Linked DNA regions of Homo sapiens: region 1 is linked to region 2. The links are chromatin loops, found by intact Hi-C in ENCODE. Cell type or tissue: MCF 10A. All regions are shown on one strand. Each heading gives the region's core, and the rest is flanking DNA. Links, peaks and the distances in the headings are about the cores only. Region 1 overlaps LOC105376214 (a long non-coding RNA gene). Region 2 has its middle 380 kb from the start of ACTL7B.

What was found. Hi-C counts contacts between places; a loop is a spot of excess contacts. Peaks named below come from ENCODE experiments on the same cell type or tissue, not always from the same donor. Only the 100,000 strongest peaks of a DNase experiment are listed, where the experiment ranks them.
Region 1: it touches region 2 in a loop (17-fold over the local background); 4 of 110 quality-filtered maps call a loop at or near these places.

The regions. Positions count from the first base shown.
Region 1 is chr9:108,044,760-108,052,547 of GRCh38, reverse strand. It overlaps LOC105376214 (a long non-coding RNA gene), which reads left to right. Exons shown (of 6, transcript XR_007061722.1): 6 at 2,671-7,788. Among named protein-coding and RNA genes, the nearest start is that of KLF4, 560 kb to the right of the region's middle. RefSeq lists an enhancer at 1-167. In MCF 10A, for the core only: no CTCF peak of the experiment used is centred there; a DNase peak (open chromatin) is centred at 3,157.
Region 2 is chr9:108,470,009-108,477,796 of GRCh38, reverse strand. No RefSeq gene overlaps it. Among named protein-coding and RNA genes, the nearest start is that of ACTL7B, 380 kb to the left of the region's middle. In MCF 10A, for the core only: no CTCF peak of the experiment used is centred there; DNase peaks (open chromatin) are centred at 3,866, 4,116 and 4,406.

The DNA of each region.
Region 1 (7,788 bases), core at 1,282-6,281, 430 kb after region 2:
ATGCGTATTCCCTTGTGGGGAAAAGCAGCAAATGCCACAGTGTCCCTGCCATGCTCATGCTCTCCTTAGTTATGGAATTGCTGATTCCTGGGAGTTGAAAGGATCACCTAGGTTATTCCCTCTCACTCAGTTGATGTTGGAATCCCAGCTACAAGGTGCCTCACAAGAGCCCCTCCCATCCCATCCCTCTTTGGATGTTTCCACTGATGGCGAGTCTCCAATCCCTGGAGGCAGCCCAGCCTAATAATAAGCCTGCATCTATTTATTTATTTTTTTGGGTTATTAGAAATGTGTGGTAATGTGGTCTAAATGAATATTGAATTGATAGCCATCTCTTGAAAAATAGCAGAATGTCATGTCCCCATTATTTCCTAGGAATTCTCAGGGAAAATGTGTGTATTCTCCACATTCGTGAAGGTGGCCACTTGTAATAACCACCTCCAGCTGCCAAGGCTTGAAACAGTAGCTGCTATAGAGGTCGCAGGACACTTTGCATTCCCCAACCCTAAGCAACAGCAGGCTGCCGGCTCCCACACTCTCTCCCTCTCCCTTGATTCATGATGAGTTGAGTTAAAAGAGCACCATCTTCTTCATGGCACCTAGCAGGGCTGTGGATGGTCTTAACATTGACAGGCTGCAACCCATCCTAGGGATCCCTGCTTTGCTCCCCTCATGGGGATGGAAAGAATCAACTTTATCCCTTCAGAGGGAACTAAGGTCTCCTTATCCAACAAGCCCCCTTCATGCCATGGAAGGAGGCTCAGAATAATGAAGTTGCACACACGCGCGCACACACACACACACCCCATTTCAATATGAAGCATTTGGATTAATGCACTGCCTTTGGTCAGTTTCCTGAGAAGCCCTCGAGATGATAATTCAAGTGCAAGTGATTTATTAGGGGAGAGTTCCCAGGACGGCCTAGCAGAGGAGCTCAGGAAGCAGGAAAGGAAAGGGGAAGACATCAAGCAAGGTACAATCTCAGTCAGTCAGTGTGCAGCCTCAGTCTGATCCCACAGGGAGTCTATAGAGAGGAAATTACACCTTAGAGTTCATTCAGACTCGAGGCAAGGTGGCTAAGGGTTCATATTCTTTATTACAGTCCATCACTGGCATGGGCCACTCCAGCAGGTTGCAAACTCGGGTGCTTCCAGCTCTCTGAGCTCCTGGGCAAAGTGGCTCTAGTAGTCCAAGGGCACTGCCTGTTAGATACAAAGGCACCCAGAAGCCAGGGAAGGGATACACAGAAATGTAAAAGGGATCTGAGAGGATCTGGCCAGAGCATCAACATGTCCACTCATTCACTTGTGTCATCCCCAAACAATGGGTTTTATTGGCCCAGACGTGATGTACTTCTAACATAACTTACTTGGTATCTGTATAGTAAGAAACAGTCAACAATCTTTTAATAAACTCTGGGGTAGGGTGGGACTGGGAAGGTTCTGCCTCATGCCACACCCCAGTGCATAATCCAGTCTAAGTCCTCCAGTCTAAGTCCACACTGGCTGTTTGGTATACATTCACATTTCGATGGACACTGTTCAAGTAAATTCTTGAAGCCACTTTATAGTGGCTGCTGCAAAGTCTTGTTTGCTGCGCCTCTGTCGGCATATGAGCTTGGTCACATCCCCTCCACTAGAATTTTCTATCCAGCTGCCCATCAAGACTAGTCAAATCAATCACCTCCCAAAAGATGATAAAGATTTTTATAAGCAAGTCTGGAGCACGTCTCTCCGTTCTGCAGATGATGGCATCTCTTGGAAGGTAGATATTATATGCAAAATCACCCACATAAAACTCCTCTGCAAACACAAATCCAAACCCAAATAAAGCTGCTCTTACTTCCCTTTACAGTAAACAATCCAAAATCTATAGGACTATCAAATCAGGTCTTTATCTTTGTGGGTGTGCTTGCATTTAATTTTCTACTAATAACTACAAGACCCCTGGTGCTCCATCATTTTATGCCCAGGAACCTATAACATGGCAAGGAAATCTCAAGACATTGCCATTTCAATTTTATCCAAGTTTTAATGGCCCAGCATTAGGTCCTGTTTATTTTCTCTCGCTTTTTTTCCTCCCTGGAGTAAACAAAAGCATATGTTCCTTTCACCTTCTCCCTGTAACACCTAAAAAGGCAGGCAAGAGAAAACCCCAGGGAACATCACTCTTAAGTCAAACCAGCCCACACAAGTTGGACTCTCATGTCTGTTTAAAAGAGTTTATCCTGTTTCCTCTGACACCCCTTCTAATCTCTGGCACACAGTGGTAGGCATTCAGTAAGACTGGGCTCCTGGGTCCTTCCTCTTTCCCCTTCAGTAACTCAGGTTCTACCAAATTTCCTCTTCCACATTCTCTATCAGCCCTCGTCTCTTGCCTTCAGAACTTGTTTCTCTGTTTATCTATCTGGTTGTCCACTGCTCCCATGGAGACAAACGAATGAATGAGACTATATTTTCGAGCACTTACTATGTACTGGGAACCTTCTACCTATCACCTTATTTTAATCCTCACACATTCTCCTGTAAAGTATCATTATTTTCCCATGAAAGCTAAGGTACAGAGAAGGTCAGTGACTTTTCCTAGATCAAGTAGCCAGGAGAGAAGTAGGATGTGACATGGAAACCAAGTTTGGCTGAATCTAAGTGTAATAATTTCTGACCCCTGCAGTTTCCATTTTCTAGACTATGCTTTGGGTCTTCAACTTCCACGCCAACACCAGAGGATAAGTATTTGAGACCCCCACATTGGTCATCCAACTATGAAAAAATTCTCATTTTAAGCATATACAGCTTAAAAAAAGAATCAACTTCATGTATTTGGAAAACCGTAAGTGCCATCTTCCATCATTCAAAAATGTCTGTAACAGACCAGCATTATTGACAGTTCTGAGCTAGACCGAAGGAACTCTTTTCTATGACTTCAACAGAAATATTTTGTTATTACAATGTTTGCAAACATTTTTAAGGTATTGTTCAGTCAAATGATAGTCCCTATAGCTTGCAACTCAAAATATCATGGTGGTGAAATACTCATTAGTCACCTGCTATAACTTCAATGGAATGTGCTAGGACACGGAGTTTGTAAAAGCAGATATTGTCTTGTTAAGCTGTCAGGTCCCATAATGTACAGCCTCACGCAAGGACACTGTCATCAGGAAAAAGGCTTAGATTATGTGCTCCAAGTACACCAAGAAACTGGTTTCTGGAAACCCGACTTTTCAATGAACGCTTGTTAAAGCAGAGTTAATGTGTTTCCTACTGTTATAACAATGACGTGTGAGTCACATATGTGGTTTCGAGATTCCTAAACTGGATCTGCCTGGCTGCTGATGTAATCAGAAATAACCTCTGGCTGTTTGAGACTATAATATTCTGGAGGAAAACTGCCCAGCTGATGCAACTGCTGATTTTTGTTAACGCTATCACCAACATTCCCAGCATTCAAAATTCTTTAAGATATTATTATTCATTAATACTTTGTTTTAGATATTATTATTCATTAATACTTTGTTTTCATTTGGAAAATTTATTTACTATCAAAGCAAAATATTTTTGGGATTCAGCCTGTAAATTTATCTTAATTCTCACTGTCCTCACTGTCTGAAGGTCCTTTGTTATTGGGGAAAAGAATGTGGGGTTAGGTGTCAGGCAGATTTGCACTTGAATTTCAGCTCTGTCACTTACCTGTGTGATTTCAGAGAGGTTACTGAACCTCTCTGAGCCTTGAGTTTCTAATTTGGAAAAACAGGAAATTATTCCTATCTCACAATGTTCTGAAAATAAAGTTAGACATAGAGCAGCATTTGGAAAAACAAGAGAGTACAACATAGACAACCAGGTATTTGGACCTAGGCTTGCCTCTAGGGAGCCTGGCTTGATGAATCTGCTGGGTTTTGAGCCCTGTGGGCCCTCCAGCTGGGCTGTCCTCCCCAAGCCCTAAACAAGGGATTCATTCAAACTCCCTAGGTCTTCACAGAAAGCAAGAGAAAAATGATGAGAGGAGGTTGTTGAGCCAGTTGCTTGCAAGAGCAGTCTTTCCTATGGGATGCCATCAGTCAGTTGTTAAGTTTACAAAGCAGCAGGAATATGTAACTGAGAATTTTGACTTTCAAAATTTCTATGAGCAGCCTCTTGGTATCAGAACAAGAAGATGGCAGTTGTGAAAGGAAGAAGATCATGAAAATGCTGCAATTTCAGAGGGGCAGAGATCAGGGCAGAAAAAGAAATCATAAGCTTCCTGACACCTGAGGCTGATTCGTTAAGCAGGAAAGAGGAGGATGCTTACAAGGTGTTTCAACCACCAGGGACCCAAAAGGTGGGAGTGTAAATTAGTTCAACCATTGTGGAAGACAGTGTGGTGATTCCTCAAGGATCTAGAACTAGAAATACCATTTGACCCAGCAATCCCATTACTGGGTATATACCCAAAGGATCATAAATCATCCTACTATAAAGACACATACACACGTATGTTTATTGCAGCACTATTCACAATAGCAAAGACTTGGAACCAACCCAAATGCCCATCAATGATAGACTGGATAAAGAAAGTGTGGCACATATACACCATGGAATACTATGCAGCCATAAAAAATAATGAGTTCATGTCCTTTGCAGGGACATGGATGAAGCTGGAAACCATCATTCTCACTAAACTAACACAAGGACAGAAAACCAAACAAACACTGCATATTCTCACTCATAAGTGGGAGTTGAACAATGAGAACACATGGACACAGGGAGTGGAACATCACACACTGGGGCCTGTCAGGGGGTGGGGGGCTAGGGGAGGGATAGCATTAAGAGAAATACCTAATGTAGATGACAGGTTGATGGTTACAGCAAACCACCATGACACACGCATACCTATACATGCATACCTATGTAACAAAAACTGGACGTTCTGCACATGTACCCCAGAACTTAAAGTATAATAAAAAAGAAAGAAGCACAAAGGATTTGCTCTGAGGACCACACCACAGTACCTGTGTCCTTAGTCACCTTCCAGTTAGAAAGCATTTCCATATATACCATGCATTTTCAGCCTCGCCCCACACTATGAGTCAGGAATCCCATTTTGAGAGATGAAAAACTACAGGCACAGAAACCCTGGATGACCTAAAAATTCTCTGTGAAATCACGCTAGATAAATAGCCACATGTTGCTGCAGTGCGGTAAGTGTCCTTTGGTTTAGACTTCTTTCTTAATTGCATCATGAAATTGAATTATATCCCGAAGACCTGGGAAAGAGCAGAAGATGTTATGCAGTTTATAAAGTCTTTTCATGTTTTTGGTGTGTTCCATTCCAAAGGAAGCAAAAGGAAAATTTGAAATGCTGACTTTAATAGTGAAACTCCATGTTGTGGATTCACTATGTTCTTAAGTTTATTTTTTAAAAGAAGAAGAAAAATCTTTAAGGAATAGTAAGCATCTTTATCTTATCAAAATCTGATATCCAAATGAGAAATTGCTTCCTCTTTCTAAAAATAATAAGCACTTACTATATTCTGGACAGTATAAACACTTTGCAATCATTATCCCCTCAACTCAATGGAGTGGGTATTATTACTATCCTTTTATTAGAGATGTAGAATAGGAGACTGAGAGAATTTTTAAGTGACTAGCCTAAGAACAGTCAGCTTCTATGTGGTAGACCCAGGATCTGAACACATTCTGATGCCAAAGCATGTTTCTCTTATTCCTAATTGCAACCCTACACAAACTGTACTGGCAGAGCATACACATTTTTTCACGGAATTATGAAAAAAAAAAGCCTCATGAGGTAAGAAATACCACTTTAAATTTTCAGATAAGAAAACTGACTACATGATTTCTCTATTTCATGCAAGTAGACAGGTGAAGATTCAGAATAGCTCTAAGGCTGAAACTGGAACCCAGAACCCTTGAGTCTAGAACAACCTAAATCGGTTCCTTCTTTGTATCTGGCATTGTGAGTCCTCATGAGAAAAAAATTGGGGGTTAGTGCAAAATTTATTTCTCCATAAGCAAGCAACTGTTAAGTTGTACAGAGATTTACATACAACAACTGGGACCATCCCACTTACTGCCCAAATACTCATTCGCTCAATTGCCAACTAACATTTATTGAGTACCAAGTATATACAAGGCATTGTCAAGTCTTGGAGTACAGAATAAGCAAAGAAAGAGTAAAAGATGTCTGTAACCTTCATGGTACTTATTGGGTCCCCCAATGCCTTCTTCACCAGGCACACTTTCCCAATATTGATGGAAAAAGAAATCTATTGTTAAATCTCAGTGATTTTCTTTGAACTTTTTTCCTGAAATCCCCATTGCCTTTGGCATAATCTGGCTACTTCCTGGGTTCTACCAAGCTTTGGCCCAATGAGGGTGACTTCGGTGACTCTTTAACAAATACCTTAGACACCCCCTCATTTACTAGCCTGGATTAACAAACAGCTTGTCCTGAGCAACTCTGGATGTAGCCAATACCATGCAGTGACCTCAGAGCACAAACATCTGCCTCAATGTTATCCTGAGGGCAGACATCTGCTCAGGGAGTTTTTCTGGACTTTTCTTGAGATGGCTTGATCTCTACTGGGAGATCACCTTCTGGGTTCTATGGATGGACTATATATTCCAATATGTCTGCTGTCTGGAAGCTGTCAAAGATAGATTCCTTGGAGTGGTGATGAAAGTGCCTTGTTTGTTTGGCTTCCCTGAATGCAGAGGACTGGAAAGAAGCAATCTTATAGGATGATTGGCCATTAGCGGTTTCCAGTTGACTTTGCCAGACCCAGAAGAGCTATGTCTGACCTAACCTCTGCTTCAAGGAGACTACACACAAATATAAATAATCAGTTTCCAAGGCTAGTGTCCACCTCGTGGTATCCTGGTCCCCTCTGCGTTGTAATGTATACCTCAGTATCTTAGTAACTGCTGAAGAGAGACGCTTGGTTGAGACGACCAGTATAGATTGCAGTCTCAGTAAAAGGCAGGGTCCATGTGTGCACATCTTTTTACAGTTAACAAGATCCTGCTATTTCTAATACTTCACTCAGTACTCATGATAATATCAAAAGGCAAATTTTGTTATTCTCAGGTCACAGATGAAGAAACTAATGTACAAAGCTAGTGGCAGAACTGGGACTAAACACTGGGTCTAACAACTACCAAATAATTCTCCATCTTCTACTTTATCATAAGATGAAATGATTATTATAATAGGAAGGACTTCCTTGAAATTTTATATACATACATATATATATAGCATCTAGCCCTGTGCATTACATAAAGTAGTCCCTTAGTAAGGAATAGCTTTTTTTTTTTTTTTAATGTAAGGCAGCACAGTATAATTGTTCAGCCATGAGAAAGGAGGTTAACTTGAGATAACATCCAGTTACTCAGACCAGGTACTTAGTCTCTTCGGATATTCATTTTCTTATCTAAAAATGGGATAATGATTAAAAACTTTCTAAGGTTAGCATGAGAATTGTATAGCTAGAAGACAGGAATTTGCTCCCTACGACTGAGGTGCAACTTTTGTAAGATAGAGTGGGAGGGAACACTCACCTCCTTTCTAGGCTGCATACAAAGACCCAGGATACTTCCATGGCACCTGAAAAATGGAAGAGTATACTCTATTTTTAAATCCACAGCTATTCACTGAGATGTAAAATGAAAATGTTTCCATTCACAAACACAGAACTCTGCCATCACGCTAAGGCTTTTTTTTGCAAATATCCTAAGGCTTTGCCTCTCAGTGATCAATTTCATGGCACCATGGACCACCCCATCAAAGACCCTG
Region 2 (7,788 bases), core at 1,218-6,217:
CAGGTTTGTATCCCAGGAATAATAGGCTATGCCATATAGCCTAGGTGTGTAGTAGCTTATACCATCTAGATTTGTGTTAAGTGCACTTTATGATGTTTGCACAACCATGAAATCACTTAACGACAATTTCTCAGAACATATCCCTGCTGTTAAGCAACGTGTGACTGACTGTATTGTTATTTCTCTTTTCATGAGTCATAATTCAAATGTGTGTGTGTGAGCAATTTTTTGAAATGCAAACAAATTGGAAAGTTTTATGTCCTGGAAAGTGGAGAGCTGATTTAGTTTCTGATCGGGTATGGAAATACATCAATTACTAAAGAGATAGCAAGCAATTCCTTAGTGTGCATAAAACTTCATAATTGAATATTTAACTTATATTAAGTATCCAATAACTGGGTTTTGTTCTGAATGCTAGCATTGCATCCAGATTCGATTCTACATAGTGTTTTTAAGATGCAGTTTCACCAAAGAGATTCTTTTGCTGCCATAATTCCAAAGCCCTGGTTAAGGCCTCTCCAATCTAGGAGCCCCTGTAATTCTTATGATTTTGTCTGCACTTAGAGACGTGTTGATTCTCTTGTCGGGCCCATGTCCTACATCTTGTATATTATGTTCACTTATGATTGTTCCACGGCCACACAGGGTTCAGCAGGAGAAAGACCCTGGAGTTGTAGTCAAAAGACCCTCAATGTGTGCATATCTCAGATTCCTATCTATAAAATGAGATAAATGATTTACTTTGCATGATATGGTTTAAATGGAACACTGAATTGTTATTGGATTCTTACTTTGTTCCATAAAACTGTAACACTCATCATTTTATTCTTATTTCAAAGACCGAGACATTGTGTAGGGCAGGTAGACCTCCTAACCTAGACCATGTGATGCTAGGCCACCATCCTGGTGAGGCTTTGGGGCTTGGACTTGTCCATCAACAGAACATTTCCTGCTGGTTGAAGCAACTGCTTCTATTCTGGAAGAGCTCTGGTTCTGATATTCTTTCTATAAATAAGAATGACTAACACTGATGGAGCACTTACTCTGGGCTAGTCATTGTTCTAAGAACTTTATATAAATTAGTTCACTTAATCCCCACAACAGCCCTATAAAACAGGTACTCATTTTCCCCCGCCAACGTTTTTTTAGAGAAAAGGAAATAAAAACAGACAGTTGGTCACTTGCTCACCCAAGAATTAAGTGGAGAATCTGGGATTTGAACACAGACCTCCACTGTACTATATGGCCCTGTATGAAAAAGAGTATTTGTCCCTATCATTGGACAGATGAGCACAGAAGAATGCTAAACACTGGTCTTTCATTAGTAGACCCTGTATTTAACACACACTAAGTTTTACTCTACTGCACAAGCCCAAATGGCTTCCTTGTGGATCCTGGTTTTTCCAGATACCATATGAAGGGGTTTGATAAAGTAGTTTCTAAAAGACTTTCATAGCAATATTCAATAATTTCATGGCTCAGAAATTTACACCAAGCTAAAATGCCTGGTCTACTTCCTGTGACAAATATATGGTAATTTATCCATGATTTTATCTTTCCAAAGGTTGTTGAAAGCATTTTTTCTACTGAGAAAATCCTTTTCTAATTTTGCCAATTTTTCCAGAGGATGGGGATATTTTAAAGAAAATTGGTTCTGGTGATCTGGTCAAATTTGTTTCAGATCTGGTCTGCTTATTAGCCCATAGGACACTTGTAATTGAATTAGTCTTTTAAAGCCCAGATCTTATCTAGCCCACAGGACACTTGCAATTAAACTGGTCTTTTAAAGCCCAGATCTGACAGTTCCTTCCGGTGATGAAAAATCAGGACTCTCCAGTGTTTACTGAATGAGGTCAAATTTGTTAGCTGGGTATTCAAGGTCTTCAATTGCTATTTCCAGTCCTTTTCTCTATTGTGCGTCTTTATCCACCATTTGGCTTCTTACCTGGTTCACACTTCTCCCTCTACTTGGAATTCCCTTCATCCCTTTCTCCTGTTGAAATCCTATGTGTCTTTTAAGGTCACCATGGATAATACCTGTTGTCTGAAACCTTCTATTCTTTCTTCAGTTAGATGATCTCTCAGGCCTACACTCCTGCAGCATTTAAACCACGCTTCTCTTTCACCACATTTACTTCAGTTTAATTGCTATAGTAATTATCTGTGTATAGGAAAAATTACTTTATCCATGTACAGAGCTTTGTTTTTGATGAATATGAAGCTCAGTAAAAATGTATCTAGATATCTGCTTTAATGATCTTAAATTCATTTTCAGTGAAATAATCATAAGAAAAGGGATAACTGAAAAAAAAGTTCATTTCAAGGGGAGACTGCTGTTAAAACCATTTTAGCAAAGATAAAATAGGGTTCATTTTAGAAACTCTACTTCAAGAATAAAGTTTAGGGCTTTTTAAAAAAAAAAAAAAACCAGGTTAATACGTTTCTAGAATCTAGAAGGACAATGAATATGTCAAAGACATGACTTTATTGAGAGCCGCTTTGTTTTCTATAGGTGGCATGTATACGTGTGGACATGCCAGTGTTAATTTTCCCACAGCAGGGTGGTGTGGAAATAGGATAGTTTTAGAGGCTGGAATAGGTAAATTGTGGCTCCGTCTTGGAAACTTCTATCCCTAAGTGTCTTGTTAGTTAAACTGAATGGAAAGAAAATTGCCCTGTTTGTGACTGCTCATAAACTTTTAATATACTCTTCTTACATATCTGAGATATTTTACACTACAAATTCTACTCCATCTTCTCTGGAAAGAGTCTGAGACCTAGTTTGGTAGAGGTTTGGGTGTTGCTCCTCCGTGTAGACTCCAGACTGAATTCTTGGCTCTCTTCAGAGTTTCTGTGTACTACTTCAACAGATCTCGTTTCTGCTTAAATTAGATGGAGGGATTCACTTGGTTGCACTTAGGATTTCTGACTAAGAGGGTCATAATTCTATGTGACAGGATATTAAACATGGTTCTCCCACTTTCCTTGGAATTTCAGCAAAAATCCCAGAGGAGGAGAAAAGCACAATTGGTTCACATCCCAAAGCAAGGTACTGGGCCACCTCTGCCAGACCTACTGAGAGACTGCAGGTCTGGTTCTGCCGGCATTAATCAAATACCCGCTTCTAAGCTACGTCAGAGCTGGAGGCTGAACCCCCAGGAGAGTGACATATTCTGTGGAGAAAGCTGTCTTCATTCCCTGGTGCTTTTGTTCTCCTCTCAATCTGAGTGAGAGAGCCTTCAAAAGAAACATCATGTGATGCTTGATGTCTTGTGTCTCCTGTAGACTTAGGGGATAGAGCAGTGAGTACTTAACTCATTCCTTGTCTGGGACTCCGAAGGCCATGATTCATTGAGGCTCTTTCGTTTCCCCCACTGGAGACTACTGCTAGATTAAAACACACATGCATATATTTAATTGACGTAACTAATTTATAATCTCTATTTGTAAATCCTCTGTAATATTGTAGCTAGAATCTAAAATGAATGAACTCCAAATCTTGCTGTAAGGATGTTGCTCTCTGGAGCAGAAAGAATAGTTGGCTAACTCTCCCTCCCTCCCCCCTGCTATCCCTCTTTCTTGACTCCCTTTTCCCCAACACAGGATTACTTTGGGAATTCTAATCAAATCAGGCAAGTGTCTATCTGAGTGTGCTCTAAGTTCCAAAAGCCCCTAGCTCAGTGCCTAGCAGATGGCAGATGCATCTTTCCTAGAAAACACCCATTGTGTTCAATCTCAGTTTTTGTATCAGTAGCTGACAGCATTTTAGCAGTCTAAGATGATGATTAATGCTTGTGACTATCTGGCATTCAGTAATGTTATCCCCCGTTCTCACTGAGGCTGGTGAGGACAGGGATATTGCATTTGTCTTACAAATTTGCTGGGGCAGAGCCAGAGTAAACATCCACTGGAGGTTCCGTTTAAGGCCAACTCATTAGAATTTTAACCAATTTGCAAGAATAATCTCAATTAGCAGAGCTCATTAGACTTTAATTGGACTTTAAGCTCTTCCTTTAACCTGGTAGCCTTGGTGGGGCTCCTGAGGATTCGTTGCTGGGGGTGGATGTCTACATGGATGTATACGTGTGGGCATGCCAAAGAGTTAATTTTCCCACAGCAGGGTGGAGTAATCCAAAGAAAACAAACAAGGAATCAGACTGTCTTGACAAAGGCACTACATGATTGTAAAAGGCAACAGGACCCAGGTTTTGCAAAAAAGCAAACCAAACCAAAACAAAAAAACATGCAGACACGCAGACAGCTTTTTAAAAATTTCTTCCTTATCACAGCCAAAAGTTGCTGCTGCTGATTATCTGTGCTCAAGACTGGTCAACACAAATGTCTTTGGAGAACAGCCACCACTCCCTCATTCCAGGCCGGCCTTAGGTAACCTGAGGATGACTCGGTGTTAAGCCAACAATCTGTCCTGGCCCTGGTCCTAGCAAGTACCTATCGTGTGCCCGCAGCAGTGTCTGGGCACCTCTTCTCTCAATTTGTAAAGTGTCCAACCTGTGTTCTTCCAGTTAACCCTTTCTTGATGTTGTGCTCCCCTCCCCCTTATCATCCTTGATACTATAAAATCATTAAGATATGTTGCTTTTGATTGTGAACTAGGTCACCTCAAGACTCAAGACATCCCCTCTCTTTTCTTGTGTTTGATTCCCAGGAGTTCATAGACTTTGAAGAGGACCCGGGGGTCCCATCCAGCAGAACTCTGCATTTGATATAGCATGGACAGGTGCCCATTGCGTCCACTTCCAGGAACAGGTCCCTGTCCTGTCTTCCTGTGTATACCACTCACCCACCCACATCTCTTGATTTCCTGAGCTACACTGAATATGCTGAATCCAGCTTCCTCCTGACAGCCTTTCAAAGCCGCCCAGGACTTCCTTGAGATTGCTCTTCTTCAGATGAAGAGCTTCTTCCATGGGTGCTGCCATTTTGAGATCTTCCTCCATCCTGACCTACAACACTTCTCCATGTTCTTATCCTTTACCACTTATGATGAAGGACTTAAAGCAGAGAACATCCTACCTACAGCTCCGCATTCTTAATGCTCACGTAGAACAGAATTTCACCTTCCATGCCATGGCCTTTATACCTTTGTTGATATAGCCAGCTGTGGTACCTTTAACTTTATTTGCCAGGCCTGTGAGACCTTTGCCCTGTGACAAGCATCATGTCAACCGGCCCCTCTCAACCTGGGCTTTTTCAGCTCGGCTGATTCCATCAGGGCTGTGACCCACCTAATGGCAGGGCTTTGTATTGACCGCATCTCACTTTGTCTTGTTGAATGTGGATGGTCTTTATTAGTAACCCACTCAGGAATCCAGAAATAGGAACTGTCCAGAGCTGTTCTCTGGGGCCCGGGGTATTCTCTGTTGTACATAGGGACATGCTGACTTTTATTTAGAAAATTCAATGTGTGATTTATTCCCAAATCTCCAACCTACTGAATTTTGTATCCTGGCCTTTTTTTTTCTGCTCACATGGCCGTTTCTTGGAAGTAAAGAGAACTTTGAAGAGGGTAAAAAAAAAAAAAAATTAAAAGAGATGATGTTCTTCAATTGTTTTTCATTTTTTCCCCAGAGATTGCATAGTTTTCTCTCATAAATCCAATCAGTCTTTCAAACTTAAACATAGCATTTATTTCTTTGTTACTTAGAATCTATGGAGGCTGGGAATGGGAATGAGGAGAAAGGAGAAGTCAGCAGGTAACAGAGGAAAGGGCATTAGATCCAGAGCCAGGAGGCTACATGGGTGTGTGACCCTGCAGTTGCACTGAGCCTGTGCTCAGAGGGCTCTGTGTTTGACTGAATGCTGTGTTTTTGCCATCTTGAAATTCTTAACTTTTTAAGAAAGGGGTCTCGCATTTTAATTTTGCACAGGGCCTCAGCTGATCCATCCTGATTAGGAGCCCAAACTCTCTCTCCTCCTCTCCCTCTTCCAATCTTGGCACGTTATTCACCTCATATCCACTAAGTAAAATGAAGGTGTTTCCACATCTGGCGATATGTGAATCTAAAGCAGAAGAGGTAGAAAAATGGGAAAGTGGGCTGTGTCACGAATAGTGAATGGAACTGGGGCTTTACACAAGGTCTTTGACTTTACCTGATTCAATTCTTCTTCCTCTTCTTCTTATTATTTCCTTTTTTGAGACAGGGTCTTGCTCTGTCACCCAGACAGGGGTGCAATGGTGCAATCACAGCTCACTGCAGTCACCATTTCTGGGTTCAAACCATCCTCCTGCCTTAGCCTCAGGAGTATCTGGTACTACGGTCATGTGCCATCATATCTAGCAAATTTTTTTTTTTTATTTTTAGTAAATACAGGGCCACACTATGTTGCCCAGGCTGGTCTTGAACTCCTGGCCTCAAGCAATTCTCCTGCCTTAGCCTCCTGAAGTGCTGGGATTATGGGTGTGAGTTACTGGGCCAGGCCTCAAAACTCAGTTCTCAAAGGGGAAAATGGTCTCCTCAAGTCCCATAACACACTGGAGTAGAGTTGTCTGTGAGTGAGTCTCTCCCTCAGGGGCCCATAGGGAAAGTGATGGCCATAGGCAAGGAGTGGCCAATTATGGGCAGGGAGAGTGAGATCAGACTATTTCCTCCTTACTCAGGTGCCTGCCTTTCTCTTACTCTGTGAAACACATACAGATACTCTAACACACTAAAATAGCATTGAACAGTTTTTGCGCAAGGGTTCCAGTGATAATTCCAAACCACTCAGAGTCCAGGGTGGAAAATTGGGCCCTGTGTTGTAGAGGAGCATGGAGACCTGCACCTGGGCCAACTGTGCATCCTTTGCGGACTCCCTCTGAGCGTGCTGTGTGGGTGCTCTTTCCATCCAATGTGAGCTCATCTGTTCATGTCATGTTGGAGCAGGCTCCTTAAACCTTGTGGGAGATGCTCCGTTGCTTTTCCAGTTTCTGGAATGTGTTCTGTATTCTTCACCGCAGAGCTTCTGCCTTAAACAACTCCTACCCCACCTTTTCAATATACTTCCCCAGGGAAGTCTTTTTTGATCACCAGTCTCATATAGGCATGCCTAGTGTTCACCTTCACTATCATACCACTTGTAGCTCATTTATAATCACGTCGGTTTCTTTCGATGTCATTTTGGTTAATGTTTGTGTCCTTCACTAAAATGCAAATGACTAAAATTTACTGAGAGTTTACTATTTTTCAGGAGCTTTACATGTGTTATTTAGTGTTTATAATGACTCTAAAAGGTAGATATTTATTATTATCCTTCCCATTTTCCAGATGAGGAAACTGAAGCATAGAGAGGCTAATCCATTTATTCAAGGTTCTGTGGATTACAGATGGCAGAGTTGATAATCAGGTTAGATGGGCGATTTGGTTCCAGGGTTCACTCTACTCATGCCAATGCTATTTGCCATGATGGTAGGGGCTGTGGATATATTTGCTTACCATGGTATCCTCTATGCCTAACTCCTGGCTCATAATAGGCCCTCAATAGATACATGTTAACTCATGAGAGTGTACCAATTCGTTTGTCTTAATTTTAGAGTTTCTCTGCTCTTGTTGCGAGGAGAAAGGGGACAGATATGTGTACACAATAATGTTGGTGGTTACAACTCAGCCTTCTAAGCATTTGGTACCTTTAGAGACAGGCCACAGAAACACCAGGAAAAGACGGCTGACAATAGGGCTGTGACTCTAGGACCTTGTGTTGCACCCTCACTGCTTGCCTTTTCGTCACTGTGGTACATTCCACCCATGCTTCACCTCGATGCCAATGGAAAACAGCTCTATAACACTTCCT